Linked DNA regions of Mus musculus: region 1 is linked to region 2. Evidence: chromatin loops called from intact Hi-C (ENCODE). Cell type or tissue: heart. All regions are shown on one strand. Each heading gives the region's core, and the rest is flanking DNA. Links, peaks and the distances in the headings are about the cores only.

Evidence for each region. Hi-C counts contacts between places; a loop is a spot of excess contacts. Peaks named below come from ENCODE experiments on the same cell type or tissue, not always from the same donor. Only the 100,000 strongest peaks of a DNase experiment are listed, where the experiment ranks them.
Region 1: it touches region 2 in a loop (1.9-fold over the local background); 3 of 42 quality-filtered maps call a loop at or near these places.

Annotation. Positions count from the first base shown.
Region 1 is chr11:3,525,123-3,530,665 of GRCm38, reverse strand. It overlaps Smtn (smoothelin), which reads left to right. Exons shown (of 20, transcript NM_001284427.1): 9 at 225-296; 10 at 384-899; 11 at 1,054-1,226; 12 at 4,186-4,338; 13 at 4,426-4,501; 14 at 5,460-5,543. It also overlaps a transcript of Gm11946 not described here. Among named protein-coding and RNA genes, the nearest start is that of Gm11946, 4.9 kb to the left of the region's middle. In heart, for the core only: no CTCF peak of the experiment used is centred there; DNase peaks (open chromatin) are centred at 755, 2,645, 3,505, 4,239 and 2 weaker places; H3K4me3 peaks cover 628 bases; H3K27ac peaks cover 1,257 bases.
Region 2 is chr11:3,892,316-3,898,576 of GRCm38, reverse strand. It overlaps 4921536K21Rik (RIKEN cDNA 4921536K21 gene), which reads left to right and starts at 3,451. Exons shown (of 3, transcript NM_026150.3): 1 at 3,451-3,737. The coding sequence starts at 3,490. It overlaps Dusp18 (dual specificity phosphatase 18), which reads right to left and starts at 3,337. Exons shown (of 2, transcript NM_173745.5): 1 at 3,060-3,337; 2 at 1-1,634. The coding sequence starts at 1,565. The coding sequence ends at 999. In heart, for the core only: no CTCF peak of the experiment used is centred there; a DNase peak (open chromatin) is centred at 3,396; H3K4me3 peaks cover 1,695 bases; H3K27ac peaks cover 1,593 bases.

The sequences.
Region 1 (5,543 bases), core at 544-5,543, 370 kb after region 2:
TGGCCCCTAAGAGTGCCCACGTCACCCCGGGGTCAGTGCAGGAGAGAAAGGAGGTCCTTGTAGGAGAGTTACAACTGAGTGGGCAGGCCTCGGCAGTGGGTGTGGTAAGGAGGCTACGGAGGTGTTGAGGAGAGGTGAGTGGCGTGAACACCATCCCACCATCCACTTTCCTTTCCTCTCCCCCCATCCCCCTTATGGCTACCACATACTTACCAACCTGCCAGACCCGTCTGAAACGAAATCCTGCCAACGTTCACTATCTGTGCTCAGTCCCCGACAACCAACCCCAAATCGAGGTACTGTTTGTTTTTTTTTTTACCATCCCTAGGTTCTGAGCAGTCCCTATCCCACCCAGCCACTGACAGCTTTCTTGTCTCCTCCAGAGCCAACCTCACTTGCAGGACCGTCCCAGTTCCGTCGAGTTGGCTCTGTGAGAGACAGAGTCCAAAAGTTCACATCTGATTCTCCCGTGGTTGCCAGGCTCCAGGATGGCCCACCCCGAACAGCCCTTGCTTCACCGACCCCCACAAGGCTCCCGGGCCCTTCCCTCATCAGCACCACCCCTGCCTCCTCCTCCTCCAGCAACTCCTCCTCTCCGAGTCCCAGTGACACTTCCTCCCACAAGAAGCAGAGAGAACTTGCTCATTCCCTGGCCGAGCTTCAGAGCTGCCCTCAAGAGGAGGGCCCTGGGGGGCGGGGCTTGGCTCTCAGGTCCCTTGAAAACAGAGCAGGGGGGCCCAAGCCCTGCTCAGAAGAGCCCAGTACCCCACCGCCCGTGGCCGTTGGCACTGGGGAGCCAGGGGGCAGTATGAAGACTACGTTTACCATTGAGATCAAGGATGGCCGTGGTCAGGCCTCCACAGGCCGGGTGCTGCTGCCCACAGGCAACCAGAGAGCAGGTAGGTTTCTCACTGCTGGGGTGGAGTGCTTGCACCCCCAACTCCTGATTCTGCTGGTGCGGCAGGTGCTGCGGCCAGTGTCCAGGGTGTGGCTCACCATGACTGGCACTGCCTACATTCCACCTGGCCCCAACAGCATCCCTCTCCCCTCCAGAATTGACTTTGGGATTGCGGGCACCCCCAACCCTTCTCAGCACCAGCAGTGGGGGCAAGAACACCATCACCCACATCAGCAACCCTGGGACTGTGACCCGACTGGGCAGTGTCACTCACGTCACTACCTTCAGCCATGCCTCCCCTGGTAACCGAGGAGGCTGCAACTTTAAGGTGAGCCTCTCCACAATCCACCAGCCTCACTGTTCACCATCTCCAGGGACAGCTTACGGGTGTAGGCGGGCATTCTCTATGGTGCATACAAAGAAACTGAGGCCAGAGAGACTAATAGTCCATCCACAGTTGGTGACATGGCTAAGACTGATCTAAGACTGATCCATGCTATGTTACCCAGAGGTGTGGCTGAGGTCATTCTTCCCATATGCTGATCTTTTGTTGTTTAGTTTTGTTTGATGTCGAGTCTCTTGTATCCTGGGTTGGCATCGAACTAAGTATATAGCCAGAGCTGACCTTGGACTCCGTGATCGTCCAGCCTCTACTTCCTGGGTGCTGGCATTGCAGACGTGAGCCACTGTGCCTGGATCCACTTGCTAATCTTTGATCCTGGCACCTAAGTTGAGCAGCTCACTCTTAATGAACAAGTGTGAATGCTGCAGCTCATGGACAGTGTAGTAGGGGCTTTGGCCCTCTTCCTACGGCAGTCTCTGCCATATATACCCCCGTCCCCACCCCACACTGAACATCAGCCCCAACGTGTGGATCAGATCCCACGCTAATCCAAGCTCAGCCTAGTCCATTAGGAGATTGTTGATTAGCATCTTTGCCATGGAGGCGGGGCAGAGCCACTGATGAAGACAGGCAGGCAGGGGGCACTGGGCAAGCGAGGCATCAGCCTAGCAGGTGCCATGGGAAATGAATCCGAGGCATTCCTTCTATTATTCATTCCCAAGCTCAGGATCAACTGGTTGGGAGCTCAGCTGGGAAAGAGATTCCCTGTGGGCTGCCCAGGTAATGTCCTTTGTGCTGTATGAAAGACGGAATGGGACTTTGACTGAGGTGAGGTGGTCAGATGGTCCGCTTTGGGCCTTCAGAGGGGTAACAGGATGAGAATGTGAACAAGATCAGTCTTTTGGCAACAAAGCAGGACCCAGTAGGTTGGGGTGGCTGTCGTGAGGGGCCCTTGTGGTGAATGGAGACGTGGCTCTGGCCCTAACTCACCCGTCTCCCCATCTGAGGCGAACAGATGTGTCTGTAATGCACTTGTGCAGAGTCCAGGGTTGGATTTGGGCACACTGGCTGGGCTAGAGGACATGTCTGTCAGGGACAAGCCCCCATTCCAACAGAGAGCTTAAAGTCCCATCTTCCTGGGCCTCCATTGTCTTGACTTGTTCAAGGCTTTCTAAAATAATGGGGCACGAGAGCAGATATATGCAGGAGTCCAGCAAATAGAAGTGTCACAGCTGATATACCTGGACTAAGCAGTCCATGCCCTGCTCCTTCCATTTCTCCACCTATCGGGCTCTGGCCTCAGTAATCCTTGAGCCATGCAACAGGCTGTCCCCCTGTCTGAACAGGCTACCCATCCCCCTCCATCCCCTCCGCAGAGGAGCCCAGAATAGGTTTCTATTTGAGCAGTTGCTCCAGCTGGCTGGTGGCAGGCTGGGAGGCCAGCAGGGGCGGGGCAGGCTCACTGCCCTTGCCTTCGCCCTCAGACCAGCTGCGAAGCTGCCAGCATAGACAGCAGCAGCCCCTGCTACTGTCCCACCATCGTACCCCAAAGAGTCCCCACTAGCAGTATGCCCGGAGTGCCAGGGCCTGGGCCTGAGATGGCTGCAGCCTTTGAAGAACAGTTGAGCCAGGCATTACAAGAACTGCAGACGGTGGCTGAAGCAGGCCGGTCAGCGGTGACCCAGGCAGCCGATGCAGCTCTGGCCACTGTAGAGCCAGTGGCTCAGGCAGCCGAAGAGCTTCGAGCAGAGACGGCAGCTCTGAGCCGGCGGCTCGATGCACTGACCAGGCAGGTGGAGGTGCTGAGCTTACGGCTGGGTGTTCCACTTGTGCCCGACCTGGAGTCTGAGCTAGAGCCCAGCGAGCTGTTGCTGGCTGCTGCCGACCCCGAGGCCCTCTTCCAGGCAGCTGAGGATGCTGGGACCCCCGTGGCCCACCCGCCTGCCTTTAGCACCCGCCGCAGCTCTTCTGGGGGCCCCTCTCGAAGGAGCAGTCTCGTAAGTCAGCCCGTGGGAGGGAATTGATTTGAGCCCGGCTCTGCTGAATGTCTGTCGATGTACCAGCACTGCCTCGGCCTCAGTTTACTTCACTGTACAGACTGGTACAGTGTATAGTGAGGTACCTCTAAGGCTGTCCCTCTAAGATTGGGACAAGAAAGTGCCAGGCTCTTGCCCTGGCAGCTGTCCTGCAGCCTCAACCAGGCCAAGCCTCTCCAAAACAGCTGCCACTTTGGCTCTCCTTACCCTCCTGACAGGCAGAGGCCGTGGGGGTGGGGTGGGAAGGTGCTATAATATCTGAGCTGGGCCTTGGCTTCAGGGGCCAAGGCAGGAGGGAGATCCCCTGGGGGAGATAGGCCAGAGCAGGATGCTCCTTAGACAGTGGGTCTCAACAAGGAAGGGAAGTTGGATAGCCCTTCGAGGGGTCTTGGCTTGGGTAGCCCCAGTCACACACCTTATTAGGATCTGGTCCAGTGCCTTGGCAATCAAGACTTGGGATCTGCTGCCTAGGAGGAAACTAGAAATGAAAGATCAGAAAGAACTCAGCCTCAGGATTGAAACCACTGTGCTCAGCCTGCAGGCCACATGGCACTCACAGAGGACCTGTGGGAGAGTCATTCAGCTGCTCTAGCCTCAGTTTCCCCTATCCCTAACAGAGACAATAAAATCCTTAGTGCTTATACAGATACTATTTTCTACTGCATGGAAGCCACTGTTGCTGCTGCTGCCAATTTGTATTAGGATGATTCTGGATATGTGAGAAACTCTATTCTTCCGGTTTCACTACGGTAGGCCTGAAACTAACATGGCCAACCTATATTAGCAGGCCTGGCAGGCTGCTGGCGTTATCTTTAATGCTATGCCAGCAGCTCCAGGATCTAATCCTCTTCTACCCAGGTTTCACCCACATCCCTGTGTAAACCCTACACCCTCTCCACACTCTGTAGATGGAGCCAGATCCTGCAGAGCCCCCCTCCACCACAGTGGAAGCAGCTAATGGCGCAGAGCAGGCTCGAGTGGACAAAGGCCCAGAGGGGCGGAGTCCCCTGAGTGCAGAGGAGCTGACGGCCATTGAGGACGAAGGAGTCCTGGACAAGATGGTATGTTAGTTAGCTCTGGTAGGCTGGGGGCTGGCAGAGGGTCGGGATTGGCAGGCCCCTGGTATGCAGCAACCGCTCTGTCTACAGCTGGACCAGACTACGAACTTTGAGGAGAGGAAGCTCATCCGGGCTGCACTGCGTGAGCTCCGACAAAGAAAGAGAGGTAGAGAGCCAGCTGCCCTCCTAGGTGTAGCCACTCCATTCCTCAGCTGCTGCCCTCATTCCGGAGTCCTCCTGTGGACACTCCAGCCGAGTAGTTGTCCACTCACATCGCCTCCCCTCAAGCCGGGTGCTCCCTGGTCTCCTTGCCCTGTGTTGGCCCCCTCAGCCTTTCTCACCCTACATCTAACTGCTATCTACTGTCCAGTGTGGCTTGCTTGAATCCAGATATTCCTCCCAGCTGCTCGTCCTCCTGCTGAGACCCTGTTAGTCTTTGTCCCTGGGTGTGGCTACATCCCCTTTTCCTACAGCTTCTTAGCTCTTCTGTCCCTTGTGCCTCTGGATTTACTTCTGAAACAGTTGTTCTCTGAGAACAGTGACTCCCCAGCTGGCAGTCAGACGCCTGCTCAGCCTTGACATGCACTCTCCCACTGGGTTGCATGTGTCCTGATGTCACTTTTCGTCACCTGCTTGCTTTCTCTGCAGACCCAGTTAACTTTCCTCCCCAGCCTCTCTCCAGTGTCCTTTGCCTGGGTCTGACCGCTTCTCTTGATACCTCCACCCACTCTCTGGGTTTAGGTGCTCCTTCTTCCAGTTGTTCCTGTCCTTCTAGTTTGAAGGTCCAGTTCTCAGCTGCTCTGTCCACCCAGCTCTCTTCCCTTGGGACTCACCTTCTTATTCCCATAGAAACCTGTCTTGGATCCAGACGCCCCTTTGACAGCAAGTGTTCTATGTCCCCTCTTCTGTCTGCCTACTCTATCACCCTCAACACACACTCAGCTCTGGGCCAAGTTGTGGTTGTTCCCCCCACATCCATCCCTAGAGAGGCACTGGGTTCCTGTGTCATTGGTGTTTCTAACGAGCTGCCTCCACTCCATCCCGTGTGCCCCTTGTGTCTATGCATGTGTGTTGTGTGGCGCTGGGCTGCCCTCCTGGACGTGCATGGGGCATCCCCGGCTCAGACCAGAGGGACAAGGAACGAGAACGGAGGCTACGGGAGGCACGGGCCCGGCCGGGCGAGAGCCGAAGCAATGTGGCCACGGAGA
Region 2 (6,261 bases), core at 671-5,670:
GCTTAAACCAAACCAACCCAAACCAAGCCTTCTTGAATCAGACCCTAACACCAAGGGCTTCTGAGCAGCCCTGAATCTCAGGCTTGCTAGAGACAACTCACTTGTTCCTCACAGTCCTCACAGCTCCTCAACAGTCAGCCAGCCTGGGACCCTGAGTCTCATGGTCTGCAATTCTGCACGCGGTCTTGTGTCAGGACTCTCAGGTTGCAAAGTGAGAACTCTGGAGGCGGCTTCTCGGATGAGGCCTAGCAGAGATCAAGCCATTTCTTCATCTCTCTCACATAGAGGCTCTGAGAACATGTATAAACTAAGGCCTGTGTACAGGTAGGATTGCTGATCTGGGCACCACTGGGATCCAAGCACTGTGTGAATCTGATCTAGAAAACCAGAATTGGGCCACTGTGGTAAAGGTAGAAGGGGCAGTCTCTGTAACCCTGGTTGAAGACCCCTAATCTAGCAGGCTGGCACTTACATTGAGAGACATCCAAGAGCACCAGGAAGCTTCAGGATTTGCCTCTGAAAGAACCAGGTGGGATTTTGGCAGATTTGTTTCTGGGTTGGTCATCTCCGGGAGGGCTGCAGGAACCCCAGCTTGCCATATGCACTGGGCACTGGTTCCTATGACCCAGCACCATCTGCCAGCTCCACCCTACCACTCACAGAAAAGTTACCTTCACTATATTATAAGAAATGAATGTACTCTCTGAAAGCACAGATGACAAGATAGTAATTGTTGGGAATTTCTGTTCTTGATTTTGTTTTTGAGATAGGGTCTCATATGTAGCCTAGGCTGGCCTCAAACTCACCTTGTAATCTTTCTGCTTCAGCAATCTGAGGTTACAGGCATGCACCACCAAACCTGGCTGGACTGCGAGGTTAAATGCTATAGCAACACTTTTTCTGGCGTCATGAAAAGCACCATCTGCTGTGCTCCTGCAGCAACAAAAGTCGAAGTTCAAGTTCAGACCTTGGTGTACTGGAGTTACTGGTGGGCTGGCTTACAGTGGGATCATCAAACGGGTCTCCTTCTCGTAGATGTCTGGGATCCGTCCCATTGGCGAGTCCATCATCTGCATTGTATTCTTGCCAAAGAGCTGCAACTCGTAATGGATGAGCTGCTCCCAAAAGCCACTGTTGGGCCGGATGATGGGCCTGCATGACTTGGTCCAAGTGTGGGCATCTACAAGGGACATGGCATGGTACTTCATGAGGTAGGCGAGGCACAGCGCAGCTGAGCGGCTCACCCCAGCAGCACAATGCAACAGTGTGCGGCCCTTCTGCATCTCCACCGAATGGATACGGTCGGCAACGGAATCGAAGAAATTGGAGAGGCGTGCGACGGGCGCATCGACCACAGGCACCTGCACATACTGGATATCCTCGTAGAAGGTGTTTGCTACCTCTACTGAGACGTTGATGACTGTGGTGATCTGATTGCTGGACAGTAGGAGCTTGTTGTTGGCAGCCACACCATTGCTGATAAACAGGCTCTTGGTGATCTGCGAGAGGCCTCTGATCGAAGGCTGGGGGATCTGAACTGGGAAGGCACTCCACGGTGAAGTCATCAAAGTGGAAGTCGACAGTCCGTGCCGTATTAAGCTTGCATCTTTCTGCTAGGCTGTGCCCACTGAAACCTGCAGGACGGAGGAGGAAGTTTGGAGGGCAAGAACCCATCAATCGAGAAGCACAGCAGAGAACTCAGTGATTACACCAACATTCACATCACTGAGCCAGAACTGTTGCCCAAGTGCTGGGGGTCTTTTCACACAGAGGAAGGGGGCCAGCCATGGCCAGAGAGACCGTGAACAATGGAAGGGACGGGCCTTAGGTCTACTGGGGTGGTTTCAGGAGAAAGAGGGTGGTTAGGAGCTGAGGGAGTAGAAGCCACTGAAAGAACATTAGGGTGGATATGTTCCGATTACGTTAAGTAGAACTGGACCCAAAGGTTAAAGGTGACAAGAGGGAAAGTGATATGCCAAGTCTTTCCATCTTCTCATAACCAGCCAGCAAGTCTAGCTGTTTTCAGCACACATGACTGGTGTCATCTACATACAGCACAGCTAGTGGAAACTCATGTTCTCTGCTCAGCTGTGTGACTTCCAACATTAATGACCTCAAAGTCAACTGAGAGCAAGTAGAAAAGAGCCTTGGTGATGGTCACCTGGAACTGCAGCATTCAGGAGGTAGAAGAGAAAGGTGGGGCCCTTGCTTTATGGGTCCTGCCCCCCAACAAAGAGCTGAGGAAACAAACTACAGGGTTTTTTGTTTGTTTGTTTTGATTTAATTTTTTCCTTGTCACAGAAACAAAGCTGTTTTCTTAAAATTAACCTTTGAGAAATCAGGATTTCCCAGGCAGGCCAGTTTCAGCTAGCATAAGGTCATGGCCTAACTTATCCTCTCAGAATGAAAAGTCATTCAGGTAACCTCAGGCCAATCAGTTATTTTTCCACTGTTCTGTCTCCCTGTTCCTGCCTTCCAAGGAATGTGACTTCCAAGTGACATTTGGTTTTGTTTCTGCTCTCTTCAGTCCCTTCAGAGGTAAAGTTAAAATGCAAAGCTTGTGGGAATGACAAATAAAGGCATTTGTTATAGAGTTGCAAAGATAGTAAGAAGCGATCACAGACAGTAGGACATGGTAGAGCAGACCTGGAAGCTGAAGCAAGATGTGGTGTTCCTGACCAGACTACTGGAACTCTTTCAAGAGTTTCAAGAGGGGGAGGGGGAGGGGGGGGGAGAGGGGAGGAGAGGAAACAGAAACGTCATCTCCATTTTTTACATTTTACAACCAACCAGGCTTTTGGCATCTAGTTAATTTGTAGCCGTGAAACCTGAGACTCGAGGAAAACCAGTTTTGTTCATCATTAGACAGCAAGTTCTGAAGGCTGATATTTCTGGTGGATTACACTTTCTGGAGAAAGTTGGCAAATATAGGTGGGGCGCTGGTTAAATTCTGGGTTATAAACGTGGAACAGAGTCCACAAGTAGATGAGTGGAAGGTGCCACAACAAGCCTAGGAAGCTTGGCCTCTCTACGTGGTGACAAGACTCAAACAATCTTACCTCCTTCCCTCAGTGCCCCCGAAATCTTTCAGGGCAGAGCCGCGGACGACCCTCTCCAAGAAAGAGAGGGCCCTTCATGATTCCGGACCTTGGTAGCAACGGCTTCTCCTCGCGGAACAATGGGCAGTTCGGGGCTTAGGGGGACCCCGCGACTGATTCTGTACCTCGAAGGACTACGCAGTTCCCAGGCGTTTGGGAAAAGCTGGGTGGGCTGCCTGTCTTCACAGAAATGCGCCAAGTAGCCAGAAGGACCATTGCTACACCCACCGCCTGCACGCCCCGCCCACTCACCCTTCGTCTCCTAGGCAACACGCCCAACAGAGCCTCACAAAGAACGCCTAAAGACTGTCACGCGGTCTGCTTGCCGGTTGTCTCCCAGGCAACGCACTCCAGTGTAGATAGTTGCTCTGCGACCGCGTGTCTTTCCACCATGGTTTTAGGTCTTGCTAGCTTTCCTGAGTCGCTCTCTAGCCAGTCAGAGACCGCTACACAGCCCAGAAGGCCTTCAGTCAAATGGGACTTGGGCTCGGATTACAGGAAAGGTACCGAAGAGACTACCGCTTCTGGTTCGAACTTCCGGCGCGAGAGACTGGACAGCCAGCCGGATCTTGGCCTCCACGTCCAACCACAGATCTACTTCCTGCGGCCGCGGTCCCCACTCCCCAAGTTGTTATTCAGGTGTGGCTCGGGTATACAAAGCAGTTGTCAGACCCGGGACCCCGTAAGGGAATCCGACTCACTTTGTTCCAGCCGTGTCCCCCCCCCAACCTCCGCCCTTAGATGTTCCTCTGATCGCAGCAATGTCTCCGATCGCAGGATTTTTCAGACTCAGGCCAACCCGTAGGACCTTCAGAAGCCCGTTTTCTGGGCCGAAGGCACTGTCCCGTTTCTAGCCTTCCGAATGAATCCTGACCCTGGCGTAGTGTAGGCTTGACGTCTGCAATTGGTCTCAGGCTCCAATCGACTTGGCAACTCCAGGCCTTCCCATTCTCCAGCGTCCTTGAAAAGCCTTCAGTTCCCCAATGTTTGACTCCAATCCTGTCCCCCTTCTTCAACCGGCATCAGCCAAGGATGTAACAAGTCCTACAGAGGATTTATTATGGAAACACAATTTGTTTCAAAAATGACCAGTATTTATTACTTGATAAATTTGGTGCATCACTAAGTAAAGAGGGTCTTTAAATATTTAGTCTCTTTTTGGTTGAAAATAGGACTTAGACTTGTGTGTAAATTCCTGACCGTTGACTCTGTCTTCCCATCCGCACCTGGGTATGTTGAGTCATCCTGCATAAAAACCAGAAAAGTGGAACTGGGTAGCTTTCAATGTTCGTTCCTTTGTATTAGCAAGCACAGCCTGACCACAGTTGTTCCTAACTCATAGGAAAATGAACTGGAGAACGTTATTAGAATCCCCCTAAAGGTGCTTTGTTTTCTTCTTAACTGAACGTGGTTGCACACGATTGTAATCAAGCACTCAGGTGCTGGAGGCAGGAGGATTGGAAATTCAAGGTCACTCTCAGTTCAAGAGGGAGTTCTAGGCCAGCCTGGATACACGAGACCTTGTCACAAAATATACATCTTTTTGTTTGTTGGGTTTGGTGGTGGTGGTGTTTTCTGTTTTTTTGTTTTTGTTTTGTTTTTGTTTTGTCTGACTATGAATGTATTTTATGATGATCTTATTCTGATGTGCTAACCAATAGAGACTGAGTTTAGTATAAGTTGTTATTTGTATTCCTTCTGTTCCTGTGTGTATCAGACAGCCATTTCTGTTTCAGTCAATTCATGTGTGGTTCTTCCCTTTTTGCTATTGTTTGTTTGGGAATCTGTATTCAGAAATACTTCACCAGCACGTATGTCATTTCCCTGGTTTCCTTTAGAGTGGTTTGCCAATCATTTCAAAAGTAAAATAAACTAAGCAACATCAACAACAACAAACCAAACAGAAGTCGGAGCAGCAAACCAATCACTGTGCTGGCTAGTTTTTGTCAATTTAAAACTACTAGTTTTACCTGGGATGAAGGAACATCTTTTGGGGAATTGTCTACAGCTGATGGCCTGTGGGCGTGTCTGGGGAGCAGTTTCCTAATGACTGGTGTGGGAGGATGTAGGGCACTGTGGACAGTGTCACACCTGCGCGGGTGGTTGGGTTGTATAAGAAGGCCAGTTGAGTAAGTCATGAAGAGCAAGCCAGTAAGCAGCCTTCCACTGTGGTCTCTGCTTTAGTTCCTGACTTCAGGTTCCTGCCCTTAGCTCTGCCTCAGCCTTATTTGATGAGCAACTGCAACCTGTAAACTGAAGTAAGCACTCTCTTCAAGTTGTTTTTGGTCAGTATTTTATTACAGCAATTGACAGGCTAAGATAATCCATATCTAAGTATATGTGTGTTGTATTTTTAAAAAGCACAACACAAAAATTCACTCTTTAGTAAACAGTAGCCACTGTTTAGTTGCAGTGGCCACAACTTTTTTCTCTATCTAGTTATTATACCAAGATATTTATTCTTGATTATATGTATTATATCAACTGACTTAACACAATGATCCACTTGGCTTCCAAGTTTTAGAATGTATGAACAATTGTTTTTTTAAATGGGAAAAACCATTGAAAAACACTTCATAATATAACTAAATTATCAAAAAATGAGAACCCAGGAGCTGGAGAGATGGCTCAGCAGGTAAGAGCACTGACTGCTCTTCCGGAGGTCCTGAATTCAAATCCCAGCAACCACATGGTGGCTCACAACCATCTGTAATGAGATCTTATGCCCTCTTCTGGGGTGTCTGAAGACAGCTACAGTGTACTTACATATAACAAATAAATAAATCTTAAAAAAAAAAAGAGAGAGAACCCACTGGCTAACATCATCATCTGTTATTTGTTGAGACATGTAGCCCAGCTTGGCTTTAACTCATAATGTAGCTAAGAATAGCCTTGAACTTCTGATCCTCCTGCTTCTGCCTCCCAAGTGACGTTTATTGATGCTGGAGATCACCAGGACCATGTGTGTGCTAAGCACATTCTACCAATTCATTCCCAGCTGCCCATTCTGCTCAGATTGCTCCACACCTCTTACCCGTGTGGGTGTCTCCAACCCACTGATGCCCTGGGGCCAGGATGCCTATGGGCAGCAACATCCAACATGGCAACTGATGTAGCAAACTGTAACATTAACTTGATTGCATGGTTCCTGAGTGTAAACTTT